Linked DNA regions of Homo sapiens: region 1 is linked to region 2. A link is an interaction called in ENCODE POLR2A ChIA-PET data of the cell type or tissue named here. Cell type or tissue: PC-9. All regions are shown on one strand. Each heading gives the region's core, and the rest is flanking DNA. Links, peaks and the distances in the headings are about the cores only.

Region 1 (5,383 bases), core at 222-5,221, 67 kb before region 2:
GGCAGGAGGATCAGGAGGTCAGGAGTTTGAGACCAGCCTGACCAACATGGTGAAACCTCGTTTCTACTAAAAATACAAAAATTAACCGGGCGTGATGGCATGCACCTGTAATCCCAGCTACTCGGGAGGCTGAGGCAGGAGAATCGCTTGAATCCGGGAGGCGGAGGTTGCCGCGAGTGGAGATCACGCTACCGCACTCCAGCCTGGGTGACAGAGCGAGACTCCATCTAAAAATAAATAAATAAATAAATAATATAAAAAAATAAAAAAAATTGTGGTAAATTATACAGAACATGAGGCTTACCATTTTAACCATTTTTAAGTGTCCAATTCAGTGGCATTAAGTACATTCACCATGTCGTGTAACTATCACCACTATTTCTGAAACTTTATTTCCTGAAACAGAAACTCTGTCACCATTAAGCAATAATCCCCGTCTCCCTGTCCCCAGCCCGCCCCTGGAAACTACTATTTTCTTTTTCTATGAATTCAGTTGTTCTAGATACCTTGTAGAAGTGGAATCATACAATCCTTGCCATTTTGTCTGGCTTACTATACTTAACATAATGTTTTCTTTTCTTTTTTTTTTCGAGACGGAGTCTCGCTCTGTCACCCAGGCTGGAGTGCAGTGGCGCGATCTCGGCTCATTGCAAGCTCCGCCTCCCGGGTTCTTGCCATTCTCCTGCCTCAGCCTCCCAAGTAGCTGGGACTACAGGCGCCCGCCACCACGCCAGGCTAAATTTTTTTGTATTTTTAGTAGAGACGGGGTTTCACCGTGGTCTCGATCTCCTGACCTCGTGATCCGCCCGCCTCGGCCTCCCAAAGTGCTGGGATTACAGGCGTGAGCCACCGCGCCCGGCTTAACATCATGTTTTCAAGGTTCATCCATGTCGTAGTGTGTATCACAAGGTCAATTTTGATATGGCTAAACAATATTTTATTGTATGAATATACCACATGTTGCTTATCTGTTCATCTGTCTACGGATACTTTTGTTATTACTTAATTTTAGAGATGAGCCTTGCTCTGTCGCCCAGGCTGGAGTGCAGATCATAGTACACTGCAACCTTAAACTCCTGGGCTCAAGTGATCCCCCGTCTCAGCCTCCCAAGTGGCTGGCACTATAGGCATGAGCCACTGTGCCTGGCTCAGTAATTACTTTAATAGATTAAACATGCCAATTAAAAGACACAGATTGGCTGAATGGATTTTTTTTAAAGGGTGGATAAAGATACTCCATGGGAATTGTCAAGTTTTTGTTGTAAAGTCTATTTAGTCTGATGTAATTATGGTTACCCTACTCTCTTTAGGTTCCTGTTTGCATGAAATATCATTTTTTACCCTTTCACTTTTAGCCTATGGGTGCCCCTTAGGTCCAAAACGATTCTGTTGTAGACAGCACACAGTTAGATCTTGTACAAAATAACTTGGAGAATGCATCTATAGGTTATAATTAAAGTCTTATAATAGCTGGGTGCAGTGGCTCACGCCTGTAATCCCAGCACTTTGGGAGGCTGAGCGGGGGTGGATCACCTGAGGTCAGGAGTTTGAGACCAGCCTGGCCAACATGGTGAAACCCCATCTCTACTAAAATTACAATAAAATTAGCTGGGCGTGGTGGTGGGCCCCTGTAATCCCAGCTACTTGGGAGGCTGAGGCAGGAGAATCACTTGAACACAGGAGGGGGAGGTTGCAGTGAGCCAAGATTGTGCCATTGCACTCCAGCCTGGGCGACAAGAGCGAGACTCCATCTCAAAAAAACAAACAAACCAACAAAAAAACTCCTACAGTGAAAACTTTACTACAATAAGGGTGCTTGCTTGGACAAGGATGTTCAAACACATATACACAAGAACGCTCAAAATGTATCAGCTTCAATTCTTTCAGAGTGAGCCAAAATAATTTAGGGGAAAAATTATTTTGACTAAAAATTACATAATGAAATAATGACTAATAATGACAGAAGCATTACAATCTAAGCACCATGAGGACCATGCTAGATTTTTTTTTTTTTTTTTTTTGAGGCAGGCTCTCACTTTCTTGCCCAGGCTGGAGTGCAGTGGTGTGATCATGGCTCACTGCAAATTTGAACTTGTGGGCACAGGCAATTCTCCTATCTCAGCCTCCCAAGTAGCTAGGATTACAGGAGTGTGCCACTATGCTCAGCTAATTTTGTAATTTTTGTACAGGTGAGGTCTTTCCGTTAGCCAGGCTAGTCTCCAACTCCTGGCCTTAGCAATCCTCCCACCTCGGCCTCCCAAAGTGCTGCTGGCATTCTAGGCATGAGCCACCACTCCCAGCCAAAAAATCCTTCTAATCAGAAGTTCATTTTGAGGTATTTACGTTGATGGTAGTGTTTTGTTGTCACTGAGCACAACTTTGTCCCCAACCCTTTTTAACAGACACAAAGTAGACATCAAGTGGCTAAGGTGGTATACTGAATTTCTACTCTTCTAAGATTTTTAAAAATAATCAAATATTTGTAAGACAGCTAGCAACCTCATGAGCAAAAAAAAAAAAAAAAAAAAAAAGATCTGAAAGCTTTGTAGGATAAATTCAGAATTCTTTTTTTCACCTCTAGATGGTGCAAACTAAAAGTAATTTCTGTTTGTCAGGGTTTAGCTATGATAGATGAGTCCTAATACCTTTAGGTTTACTTTTCCTGTGTAACTATATAAAAGGCATTCCTGGCCTTATTTATCACAGTTTGCTTAGTTTATTTCTGAATACACTTACTTATGACCTATAGAAGTCTTAATAAATATGGAAGATCAATTTTACTAAATGCTCCTAATTGTCACTTTTTTTTTTTTTTTTTTTTTTTTGAGATGGAGTCTGGCTCTCGCCCAGGCTGGAGGGCAGTAGTGCAATCTCGGCTCACTGCAACCTGTGCAGTAGAGACAGGGTTTCACCATGTTGGTCAGACTGATCGTAAGCTCCTAACCTCGTGATCCGCCTGCCTCGGCCTCTCAAAGTGCTGGGATTATAGGATTACCACCACGCCTGGCTCAGTCTCAGGCATTTCTAACAATGCAAGAACGGCCTAACACAGCCAGTACCTCTCATCCATGGAGTTGTCGCTGCTTTCCTGAGGGCAATGTTTGTCCTTCGGTGGCAACTTAATAACTGCTGACTGACCTTGAACTCTCTCTCAGAGCATATGGAATGCCATCAGTTTATCTTCTACACAATTCAAAGTATTACTTCTAAATGTGAAGAAGTAATGGGCCATATTTTCCACTTTGAGCATATGTTGTAAAATGATGAGATAGCTCAGAGTTTGAAATCTTAACCAACTAATGCCTACTATAAGCATTTCCCTAGGAAATTTATATCTGTATAACACTGGTCTGTAGGACAAAAATTAAGGAGCAATTGATGTGATTTTGACAAGAAGCTGTTCCACAAATTCTATTTTTTAGTCGTTAGCCAACTGAAATAAGGTCTTAAAAGCAATATTCTGGGGACAAGCCCTAAAGACCCTCCAAGTACATTGGGATCATATTGTCTGGGCCAAACAAGACAATAATATCTATGCCATCCCAACTGAGTAAGTTTATATATGTGAACCACAGACCTGACTGAAGACAATTCCAAGAGGTTGAGCATTTTACAAAATATTTTATCTCTCTGGAATCTGAAGGTTTCAACATTTAAAAATTTTCATGTTAGATACTCATATATGCCAGTAAATTTGCATTTGTATATGATTTGAACTATGAGGTTTTGAACAGATTATTTCAACAAAGCAATGTACTAGTTCTGAAATTATTCTTATTTTAAATATCATTTGCATTTCTGTAAATGGAAAATTATATAAAAAATTCTAGCTCTTTTGACTGTCATTAGTATTTGACTAACACTGACTCCCCAAAGCCCTAAAAGAAAATAGCAGGAGTTGAAATTTCAGTTGCATTGGAGAAAATATGTACTTTGTTCCCTTAGAAATAAAGGAGAGCATGTTAGATGACCAGCCATGAAGAAGCTTGTCTCAATATGTTTTCTTTTGAAGCTCTAAGATAAAATAAGAGCTGTGCATATTACTGGGTATGAAAACCATCATGAACAAAAATCCAACACTGAGTGTTGCCGAAATGATACCAGTGTTGGTACAGAATTATATGGACAGGATAGGGGGCATTCATTATCCCAGATACTTCACTTTCCATGCTCAGCAGTGTGAACATGTAAGTAAATTGTAACTTATTACTTGCGGGTCAATTGATTTCCCACTGGCACATCTCTGGATTCATTTCTATTGGGTCTCCTCTTAGACAGTTTTTACAGAGCCTCAAAATGCGTATAGCCTGGAGGAGGCCATCAGTGTCTTAATTCACAACCTGGTGTGTGTGTGTGTGTGTGTGTGTGTGTGTGTGTGTGTGTGTGTGTGTGTAGAGAGAGAGAGAGAAAAAAAAGGAGGAAGAGAGAGAGAGAGACAGAGAAAGGGACGGAGAGGAAATTGTTCTCTTTCTCCTACTCCCTCAGAAGAGGGGGCATGGAGCTGTGGGAAAGGTGGGGCCCTCCAGGAGGCTAGAACCCTGCACCACCTGAAAGAGTCAGGAGGGCCCAAGTGTCTCGTCTCCTGAGGGTGTGTGTGTGTACACTACCATCGTGTGTCCAGGAGGAGATTCCTGTCCTAGAAGGGATTTCTCCTCCAACATTCCTTCTCCCTTGGGTAACCAAGTGAGGTGCTGAAACCCATCCTCTTAATTAACAGAGGTGCTCTGGGAGGCCTGAAGTCTCTTCAGACTGCTGGCTCAAACAGACCTGAGAGTGGCTGCATTTGTTTTTATGAAGCCCTACATGTGATCAGAGCTGCTCTGGGCAGCCCCAGACTATAGGCCTGAATAGAAAAATATCCTCTCTCTGATCCAGGATCCACTAGCAAAATGAGCAAGGGTTTTGTTTTTTCCTCTGGTGAAGGGAGGAACTCATCAAGTAGTTAATATGCACTACTTGACTTGATGCAGGGAAATACAGAAAACCATGAAATTTACATTTATATGACTTTATGAGAAAAGGCAGATAAACACTGCACTCGCATCCACTGAAATGGTTTGCGCACTGGAAAGTCTAACTCGTGGAAATTACCTCTCCGACTGTCATTCCTAACATTGTGAGGCTTGAGAATTCATAAACAAAATATGATGGCATCTTCCTGAACCACAGTACCCAAGTTGCTTTGCCGTGCATACAAATTCTGGAGGAATTAGATGAAATAGAGTGTAGCTTTTGCTAAAGAAGCTAGAGCATGCTTCTATATGAAGCAACAAAACTTTTCCAAGTTTTGAAAGATAGACTTGTGACATCCCAGATTGGTTGTTATTATTGGTTCTATAGCAATTGTCTTCCTTCTTTGGTAGAAACATGTGGAAGATGAGAT
Region 2 (5,383 bases), core at 283-5,282:
ATGAGTTCAGTTAATGAAAACCCAAGGAAGGGACCAGAGGTAATTGCTTTCTTTTTTTTTTTTTTTTTTTAAAAAAAAAAAAAGTAGTTAGCATTTAATGAACCTCCCTCCATGTGGCTTCAAGCCACCAGGACGCAGATCCCCTGCGACTCCCTTCATCTTCTCCTCAGCTCTTCTGCTGAAGAATTTGGCCTTCATGATGACAGGTTGCTTTGGGAGCTTTCCCTTTCCCAGAACTTTGTAGTAGCCCAATAGCGCCACATCAATGATGGGAGCAGCCCCAGTCTTGTTTTCAGCAGCATTTGCCCATGTCTGCTCGCTGACCAAAGTCCACAGTTTGTCAAGGTTGACAGTTGGGCAGAAGCTCTGGTTCCTCTTTAAGTGGTAATGCGTCCTACCAACTTTCCCAAAGTAGCCTGGGTGGTATTTGTTGAAGCTGGTCCTGTGGTGATGTGTGCCACCAGCATTACCGTGGCCTCCAGGGTGCTTCTGGTGCTTCCCTTATAGGGTCATGGCTGTGGATCACGTGGCCCTGAAGTTTCCGGGTCTTCCTCAGTCTGGATGGCACGTTGGTGGCCCGGACGAAAGGGCAATTGCTTTCTTCTTTGGTGAGTCCAGACTTTAGGCAGATTTGAGAACTTAGAGAACTTCATCCTGAGCTTAGGGAGAGATAAAAGATTGAGAGGTAAGAGGCAGGGGGAGGGTCAGAGAGACCTTGAGGCTTCTTGCTCAGTTCAGCATGTCAAAGCGCCATACTTTGGGGTATCGGTTTCTGAACCCCAACAATGTATAAAAGTTTTTCACTTTGTTGAAGTCCAATTCATCCACTTTTTCTTCTGATGCTTGTGCTCTATGTGTCTTACATCCATTCTTGAGTGTTTTATTCCATGCACAGAGCATAAGGATATTTCAAATACCTCAATCTGATCATGACTCCCTTGCTTAACACCTTCAATAGTTTCCCATTGTATTTAAGATAAAGTTCAAAATCCTCTCTATGGACTACAAGGCTATGCATGATTTGGTCCCTGTCCTTCTTTTGGCCTCATTTTTCCATATTTTTCCTCGCCTTCTTTGCCATCGGTTTCTCAAGTATAACAGGCTCTCTTAAATCCCAAGACCTCACTTGCCATGGTTCCTGCCTGGAATGGTCATCCTCCCCTCTTCTGTACTTTGCTAATTCTAATTCATTCGTCATTTTAAGTGTCACTTCCACGGGAAAGCCTTCCTTAACCCTCTGCTCCAAACTTATTCCCAGCTTGCGAAAGGTAGAATTTTGCAAGCCGATTGTTAAACACCGCCATTATTATAAATTAAGTGGTATACATTTACAATTAAGTTATAATAAAAACAAATGCGAGAAACACTTAAAACTTTTCATGTTCTAATTATTTTATTATATTCTACATTTGTGCTCCTGAGGTCACAATAGAAATAGAACGGAATGTGTGGTGGAAATAGAACAGAGTGGCCTGCTACTGTGTGTGCATCTTGTGCTAGCTAACCCTGCTGTGGTGGCAGGAGAGCTTGACATCAGCCATGGTGGGAGTATTTGAGCAAAGACTACAAATCAGGCTGGTTTAGTGAGGCTTTCTGGAAAGCAGGGGTTAACATTCACACTGCCAGTCAGATTTCCCATTACATGCTGACATGGCATCTTGAACTTGTCTACTGTGGTCCTTTCCGTGGATGGAATCTTTCAATTTATTATTTGAAATAGTATATTTAATGTCTGTGTTTCTTACAAGAACGTGAACTCTGGGAGGGAATGGGGTGCACACTGTTCCCTATTGATATCTGTATCCCCAGCACCTAGCACAGTTCTTGGCACTGGATAAATACTTAATTATTTGTTGACAGAAGGTCAATAAGGCCCAAGAAGCAAAGTCCAATGTTTTAAATATAGATGGGTCGATGGCAGGCATTCATCTTGGAAAGTATAAAGTTTTCCATTTCACTCATTGGCTATCTTGAGGGTTTAAATATTGATGATCATTTGATTATATTCAAAGCTTACCAGGTTTAAACATTTCTTTGATGCCTTTTTAATTAGATGATAGCTAGTGATGGCCAAAGGCAACTTGACCTTAGCTATGTATTAGTTTCTCATGGCTGCCATAATAAAGTAAGCCACCCAAACTGGATAGTTGAAGACAACAGGGACACTTTCTGTCACAGCTCTGGAGGCTAAAAGTCTCGAAAATCAAGGTGTTCACACAGCCATGCTCCCTCCGAGACTCTGGATAGACTCCTCCCCTGCCTCTTCCTAGCTTCTGGTGGTGGCGAGCAGTCCTTGGTATTCCTTGGCTTGCAGCCACATCACTCCAGTCTCCACTTCCATCTTCACAGAGTCTCCTCTTGTATTTTCTCAACATCTTCTTATAAAGACACCAGTCATATTGGATTAAAGGTCCACACTACTCCAGCAGGACCTCATCATAATTAATTACATCTAATTAGCCTATTTCCAAATAAGGTCACAGGCTGAGGTACTGGGGGTTAGGATTTCAAGATTGCTTTTTTGGGGGACATAATTCAACATAACACCCTGCAAGTGGCCTGTTTCATACAGTGCATGCCTGGTGTATTACAACCAACTGGACCAGGCAGGTTCCAGCTCATCTATACAGCTTCATGTGATTTGTCTATAAGGCTGTTTATTTCCTCTAGCTCCAGACTTTGCCTTGGTTATGAGTGGGGAGTATCTCAGAACCCCCAGATGACCTCAAGCCCAAATATAATAATTATATTTGTTTTGTTTGAAATAAAACAACCCACAAACCATAACTGACAGGGATTGGAACCTGGCATAAAAGCACAAAGACATACTTTTAGCCCCAGGCTGGGTTACCTGAGAAGAGGGAGCAATATTCGGGCCAATTCTATATAAGCATTGAAATGCCGGAAGTGATCACTGCCCTCAGGTACTTCCAGTGAAAGAGGTGGTGAAGGTAGAGCGAGGTCCAGCCCTTCTGAGTCATTTCTCCATAAAAGCAGATTATGTCTCTACATCCTTCTGGGGACATTTATTTTCAGTAAGAATTCGTATAGACAGTGTTTGTCAAGCTAGAAAGATCCAGAGAAGTTAGCCAAATCACCCCTTTATTCTACAAAACCCAGAAGGCCAGAGAGGGGGCCTGTCTTGCCCAGGGTCATCAGGTTAGAGAGTGACAATGCCCAGGCTAGAATCCAGGTGGTCTCCATCCGGGGTAGGTGCTTAATCCACTGCTTTGCTGTAGCTTTGCGGTGTGAAGACCATGGCTGCAATGGCCAGCATCTTTTCCCTTGCTTCAAATGTAAGGTTAAAAACCCAAGGGAAGAGTATGGAGAGTAAACCAGTACAGACACGCTTCTGATATCCAGGAAACGACATGTCTACTATGACTTCCTAATGAGAAGACAGAAAGTTACATATTCTTTTTTTTTCTGGTCAATACAACACAGTAGGATTGCTACCACTAGAAGCATTATGGGAGAACAAAACACACGAGTATTAATGAGGCAGGTTTAACTCTTACTAACAAAATACTACCATCTTTGCAATCAGTTCTAAAAGTACTAGATTTGGAGTTCTGCAATCCAATTTCATTTTATTTAGGACTTAAGATTGTGAAATAGGAGCAGGAAAACCATTATCATCTGCTGTGATCATACTCTTATATCCCAGAGACCAACACAGCTCTCATTCTGCATTCCTGCGAAGGTAACTGAGTTAAAAGTGATTACCATTGTTAAAGTAAATTTGGCCTGAGAAAAGCCACCATACTGGCATACTTGAGTCCTTACATAATAACTGCAACCAAACTTAGTATGTAAATAAACTGAAAACCCAGCTTAGGAGTATGCTTTTCTAACAGATAGCTGAGTCTCAGCCAATCACAGCAGCCATGCTTCAGTCAGTAGCAGGCAGCCACCTGCTCATGTTCAAATAAGGCAAGCACTGGACTGTAACCCGTCCAGTTGTTTCTGTACCTCGCTTCCATTTTCTGTACATTGCATTTCTGTTTCTGTTCATAAGTATTATTCGACCAGAGTATTAAACTCCATGGGAGCCCCAGTTTCTCTGTACCTGTTTTGGTGCTGAGAACTGCCTGATTCATTTTTTGCCCAATTAAACTCTACTAAATGTAATTTGTCAAATGTTTCTCTTTTAACATCATTATTAAGTACTCTGATTTTTTAAAAAGGCTCTGGAAAATTTCTGGTTAAATGTGGTAGATTAGACACTTACTTTTATCTCCACTGTCTCATGAAATCCCACTAAAGTGATAGTAAAGGGGGAAAGAAGGCAAACCACAAGTTCTAAGGGATTGGAAATGGAGACGACTGAGAAAAAAAATCAACCGAAAAAAATATTGGGAGCTGGAAAGAGAAGAACGTGCATTGACTGGTTTATCAAACCAAGGGAAACAGAACCCCAAGCCTGCAGTAGAAGAAGGCAGCAAGAAGGTAACTCACTCTGCCGAACATGGCAGAACCTGGGACTCGGAAAGCAGGGGTGCAGAGAAGGGCTGCAAACAAGGCAGCTTAAATAAATGGGAGCAGCAAGGCTCCCAGATTCCCTTCTTGACCTACACCGCAGATGATGCCCTTTCTCCAATCCTGGCAGGAGACTGGAGGTTTATTCTGTGGAGAAACCAAATCAGAGAAGACTTGGGAATCCAAGCCAGGCCTGAGACACCCTATTGAAATTAGGTGAAAGTCTACATACCAAATGAAGAGATTTCATTCTTCTTCTCCTACTGCACCCTCGCAACACCAGCAGCCAGGCATATAAAAATCCATGCAGGAGATGAGGGGATTTGACTCTGGAGCCTCTGACTAGCCCAAGTTAGATCCTGACAAGTGGGTAGTTGGGTGAGGGGTGGTCTTCCACTGTGAAGAGATTGGGCCTTGCCTGATCTCTCAACGGTGGTTCTCAAACTCAGCTGCACATTAGAATCACCTGGAAAGCTTTAACATGTGCTAATGCCTGGAGATTCTGACTTAATTAGTCAAAAGTACACAGCCCCAGCGTCAGGAGTTTTAAATGTTCCCCAGGTGATTCTAATGTACAAGTAAGCCTGAGAAACTCTACTTTAATAAAACCTATCCCTCAACAGCTTCTTGTAAGTGCCTCTTTCCTGATCTTTACAAAGAACCAACTTTTAGTTTGATTGATTTTCCCTATTCTTTGTCCATTTTCTATTCCATTGATTTCTGATCTTATTTCCTTTTTTCTGCTTACTTTGGGTTTAATTTGCCCTTCTTTTTCTAGTTTCTTAAGGTGGAAACTTAGAACACTAATTTTTGACCCTTTTTGTTTTCTAAAAGCAGCACTTAATGCTAAAAATTATCTTAAATCACTGCTATAGCTGCATCCCACAAATGCTGTTACGTGGGG

The links. Peaks named below come from ENCODE experiments on the same cell type or tissue, not always from the same donor. Only the 100,000 strongest peaks of a DNase experiment are listed, where the experiment ranks them.
Region 1: POLR2A ChIA-PET joins it to region 2 with 6 read pairs; 3 of 35 experiments call an interaction of 5 or more read pairs at or near these places.

The regions. Positions count from the first base shown.
Region 1 is chr5:74,922,873-74,928,255 of GRCh38, forward strand. No RefSeq gene overlaps it. Among named protein-coding and RNA genes, the nearest start is that of FAM169A, 59 kb to the left of the region's middle. In PC-9, for the core only: a CTCF peak has its summit at 2,636; a DNase peak (open chromatin) is centred at 2,609.
Region 2 is chr5:74,990,070-74,995,452 of GRCh38, forward strand. It overlaps the pseudogene RPL27AP5. Among named protein-coding and RNA genes, the nearest start is that of GCNT4, 60 kb to the right of the region's middle. RefSeq lists an enhancer at 3,983-4,032. In PC-9, for the core only: no CTCF peak of the experiment used is centred there; a DNase peak (open chromatin) is centred at 2,932.